2 separate regions of the Homo sapiens genome follow, and region 2 is linked to region 1. A link is an interaction called in ENCODE POLR2A ChIA-PET data of the cell type or tissue named here. Cell type or tissue: PC-9. All regions are shown on one strand.

The links. Peaks named below come from ENCODE experiments on the same cell type or tissue, not always from the same donor. Only the 100,000 strongest peaks of a DNase experiment are listed, where the experiment ranks them.
Region 2: POLR2A ChIA-PET joins it to region 1 with 7 read pairs; 1 of 35 experiments calls an interaction of 5 or more read pairs at or near these places.

The regions. Positions count from the first base shown.
Region 1 is chr7:141,157,383-141,159,882 of GRCh38, forward strand. All of the region lies in intron 1 of TMEM178B (transmembrane protein 178B), which reads left to right. Among named protein-coding and RNA genes, the nearest start is that of TMEM178B, 85 kb to the left of the region's middle. RefSeq lists an enhancer at 949-2,148. In PC-9, no CTCF peak of the experiment used is centred here; a DNase peak (open chromatin) is centred at 1,299; H3K27me3 peaks cover 783 bases.
Region 2 is chr7:141,616,519-141,619,018 of GRCh38, forward strand. All of the region lies in intron 8 of AGK (acylglycerol kinase), which reads left to right. Among named protein-coding and RNA genes, the nearest start is that of AGK, 66 kb to the left of the region's middle. In PC-9, no CTCF peak of the experiment used is centred here; a DNase peak (open chromatin) is centred at 973; H3K27ac peaks cover 830 bases.

The sequences.
Region 1 (2,500 bases):
TAGCAAAGCAAAACAGATCCTCTCTTTCCTACTCCTGCGCGCGTGCACACACACACACACGCACACACACACGCACACCAGCCAACCAACAAGCAAACAAATGAAACTCAAAGCACCCAGGGACAATAACAGAACAACAACAACAACAACAACAACACGGAGAGAGGAGGTCTGGGTCCAAGAGAGTAACAGCTGCTTCCTCATCTCTCTCAGCAGCCCGACCCCAGGTCCTGTCGCTGGCAGTCTTACTCAAAAAAACTTTTAGTTGTAACTAAGCCCAACTTGCACATCTGTGAAATGGGGATGATAACCCCAATCTCACTCCTCGCAGGTGACTGTGAGTTCCGAGCGAGGTAACAGTGATGACGCTTCCGGCGTGATGCCTGGCACATCATGGTGATAAGATGTTAGTTTCTCCTTCTTGCTCCTCTCTGAGATCCTCATTTCCTCACAGCTGAGTGTCATCTTAGCCTCCTGGAGGCCCTTCCACCCTGCTTCCTGTGTCCTGCTCACTGGCTCTACTGTTCCCCGCCTCTGTGCCTCTAATGAACCACTCTCCCCTGCCTGGTGCATCTTTTCCTCTCCTCTCTGCCCAAATTGGGTTTTTCCTTGTAGGCCAGCACGAGTCCCACTCTCTTTTGCTAACAGACATCAGTCTGCAACAGTCTCTTTCTCTTTACCATGTGGTATTTAAGCTTGTGTGGCCTCAGATTGCCAATTTTTTGTTTTTTGAGATGGAGTCTCACTCTGTTGCCCAGGCTGGAGTGCAGTGGCGCAATCTCGGCTCACTGCAGCCTCCATCTCCCGGGTTCAAGCGATTCTCTTGCCTCAGCCCCCCAAGTAGACAGGATTACAGCCATGCACCACCATGCCCGGCTAATTTTTGTATTTTTAATAGAGACAGGGTTTCGTCATGTTGGTCAGGCTGCTCTCGAACTCCTGACCTCAAGTGATCCACTTGCCTCAGCCTCCCAAAATGCTGGGATTACAGGCATGAGCCACCATGCTTGGCCCCTCAGGTTGCCAATTGATGTCTGTCCTGAAAGTTCTTCAAGAGCAAGATCCGTGTCTGATCAATGTCTGTATCCCTTATATCCGGATGTTGCTAAGAACACAATAGGTGCTTAGTAAATATTTGTTGAATGTTTAAAGACCAATCTCAGCCTCCCCAAAGCCATCCTTTATCTATAAATGTGGCAAGGACAAGAAGACCAGCAGGAAGAACAAGACTCCCAGGGACTTGAGAAGAGGCCGAACCTGTGGACAGGGTCACTCTCTGCCTGGAGCCCAGCTGGGGATGCCTAGATCTCACGCTGTCCTCTGAGCACTGGGATCTGCTGACAAGTGTGGATGGCTGATTGGCCAATTCTCAGGCCTCTGCTTGGAGATGCGGTCTGACTTCCTGCCAGCCTGCATGCCGAAAGAACAAGCCTGCATGCTTCAGTAATGTCTTGGTCCTGTGGGTGACCTCTTGATGAGTCACTTTCTGTTCTTGAGGAGGCAGACAGGGAGCCTGAGAGAATGAAGGTTAAATGGAAATTTAGGATTGTAAAAAAATTAGAGATGGAGAGGACAAGGGAAATGAGGAAGAGGTTGGGCAGGGCTTTGATACCTTTTGTGAACTATTTAAAGATATTTATATCCCTTGCTTTTCTCTGATTTTGTGAATGATGTCACCATGCATCCAGGGACTCAGCCATCTTCAGCGGCCCCTTCCCAACCTCTCCTGCCTGCACCCCTGTTCTATCCCCATCTGATGGTTGCTTACATCTCCTCATCTCCTCTTTCTTCCCTCTTCTCTTTCCAGGGCCTCATGATGACCTTCTAGCTGCAGTAGTCTCCCTGCAGTCACTCTTGCTCCCACAATCTATCCTATGTGTTACCAAGCCAGAGGGATGGTTTAAAAATCCAAATAAAATCATGTTACTCACCTGCTCAAAACTGTCAAATGACCTCCAGTTTCACTTAGTTTAAAATCCCAGCTCCTCGCTCTGGAAAACAGTATGGTAGCTCCCCCAAAAATTAAATATAGAACTACTGTATGATCCAGCAATTCTACTTCTGGGCATACACCCCCCAGAATTGAAAGCAGGGTCTTGAAGAGATGTTTGTACACCCATGTTCATAAATGCATTATTCACAGTAGCCAAAAGGCGGAAGCAACCCACGTGTTCACCGACAGACAAATGGATAAACAAAATGTGGCATATTCATAGAGTGGAATATTATTCCATCTCAGAAACGAGGGAAATTCTGACGCACGCTACAACACGGATGAACCTGGAGGACATCATGCCAAGCGAAGTAAGCCAGACACAGTAAGACAAATACTGTAGGATTTCACTTATATGAGATAGAATATTCTTTCTACTTAGAATGGACAAATTCATAGAGACAGAAGGTAGAAGGGTGGTCGTCAGGGGGTTGGGGGATGGAGGAATGGGGAGTTGTTTAATGGGTGTGAAATTTCAGTTTGCATAATGAAAATAATCCTGGAGTT
Region 2 (2,500 bases), 460 kb after region 1:
TATTGTAATGTTAGGAGTCAACTGTATCTCTTTTAACAATTCTATATTTTAATAAGCATCTTAGTCCAGTTTTCAAAACACTAGGCATACACACATATATATATGTCAGATCTTCATTCAAACTTCTTTTATATTTCAAACCTTAATATAATGGGGATTATTCAGCTATTCATTAGCCATCCTGAGGGCCTAACTACAGGAGAGGCCATTTCAGTTGGCCATCCTTTTTTTTTCTTTTTCTTTCTTTTTTTTTTTTTTGAGACAGAGTCTCGCTCTGTAGCCCAGGCTGGAGTGCAGTGGCGCGAACTCGGCTCACTGCAAGCTCCGTCTCCCAGGTTCACGCCATTCTCTTGCCTCAGCCTCCGAGTAGCTGGGACTACAGGCGCCCGCCACCACGCCCGGCTAATTTTTTGTATTTTTAGTACAGATGGGGTTTCACTGTGTTAGCCAGGATGGTCTCGATCTCCTGACCTCGTGATCCGCCCGCCTCGGCCTCCCAAAGTCAGTTGGCCATACTTTTTATTCCCGGTTTAGAATTTCTGAGGGGCAGTAGATAATGACAGTTAATTGCTCACATTTTTGCTTTTCCAAGATGAATCCTGTCTGATTCAGGTGTTGGTTACATTAGAGAGCTTGTCTTCTCCTTGTGTCAGTGTAGATTTTTTGAATTGCTTTAGCCAGTATTCCAAATAGCATATGTCATTGATCCAAGGGTAGACCATTTTCCTTGGAGACCCCTTGCCTGTCCAAAAGCTAATTTACACAGAGTGTGGCAACCCCCAGGGTCTGAGAGAGTCTTCAGTTTGGGGGAACTGATTTTCTCTTGTAGTTAAACTACTACTGTTGCTGCTGCTATTTATAGTTTAAAAATTTATAAAACTTAATTTATAAGCATGCCCCAGGGCTGTTAGGTAATCCAGGAAGTCTGTCCTGAGTTCAGAGTTCTGTAGGCCTCATAAAATGGCAGAAGCCTAAGGCTATTTAAAAAGAACAAGGCTTTGCTTTTTGCACTGCTGTCAAGATTTGTTGTACCATAGTTACCACAGAGGAAAAAAGAATTTTGAATTTGGAATGTTGCAAGTAAATAATCTGAAAAGTGCTATTCCATGCTACAGTGCTGCTTTATTTAGAACTTTTAGTTATTGGCAGGAGAATGATAAATTATAGGTTGCAATTTTAGCTGTCTTCTGCCAGCAATTTAGGAAAAAAATTTAATATAAAAAGACTTGATGAGTTACAACAATTTTTTTTTAAGGTCAGCCTCTCAAAGGCATTTACTAAATCTCTCAGTGTGTTAAATACTGTTCAGAATAAGTACAGTGCTTTAGGATTCTTTCTGATAGCTTTTTTCAGAATTAATATATTCATATCAAATTAAACTTGTGAGCATGCTGCTTACTTTCTCCTACACTGAAACTCATATTCCAAACTGCTGCCTACTTCCCAAGTAGCATCTATATTGGAGAGAAAAAAATGGTGTAAAAATGAGTTGATAGAGAAACATGAGAAAGTATAATAGTTTCAGCTAGAGTTTAATCCAAGCATTTGAGTTAATGTGTCTATCTTGGGATTTTAAAGTATCTTAAGTTGTACCTAACTTTGTTAGAAACACTGGTTTAGGTGGATTTGATTCCTTAGGTGTTTACATTTAGTCCTGAGCACATTGATGGGGAGGCCTGTAGAGCACCCAGATTTTAGATGTGGATTTTTTCTTTGGGAATCCATTGATATCCATTTGATACGTCCAAAGCAGCCTTACAGGTTAAGTTAGCACATCTTTGGAGACAAATTTCATTTTGTGACATGCTGGCTCTGTCCTCTTGGTAATTTCATTCAATCTCTCTGAACCTCAATTTCTCTTACATGTGTTTATCAAATGCACACTAGTAGTACCTACTTCAGAAGATTGTTAAAAAGCTAAAGTAGGTCTATTTACGTAAGTGTAATTATGCCTAGTAAAGTGGACTTTATTCATATTTATTAAAAATTCATTTGGGGGGACAAACAGTAAATAAATAGGTTGACTACAATTACTGAGTCTAGATTCTATAATTAAAACAAATATAAATCAAAACAGATAAGCCTCTATTCTATTGCTAACTGCTTCACCTAGAAAAGTTTTTTTTGTTTGTTTAAAAAAGGAAAGAATGTTTTGTAGTCATTCAAATCAGTTACCATAGGATGGCAACAATTTCTATGAAATTCACAGTATCAACCAGTTCTGCACATAGCAGAATAGATTAGGAGGTGCCCTGTTTGGTTAGGAACTGCCCTTTTTTGAATGGAAATTAAAGTACTTTCTAAATGACTTCTACTTGTAGTTGTACTTAAACTCCAGACAAAATATTTTACTTTATTAATAATAATTACCGTATTTATTTTTCCAAAATATAGCTATGTAACAATAGAGGCAATAGGACACTAACACTGATATACCTTTACAAAAACATGAAATACATATGGATAAATCTAACAAAATATGTGTAAGATTTATATGATG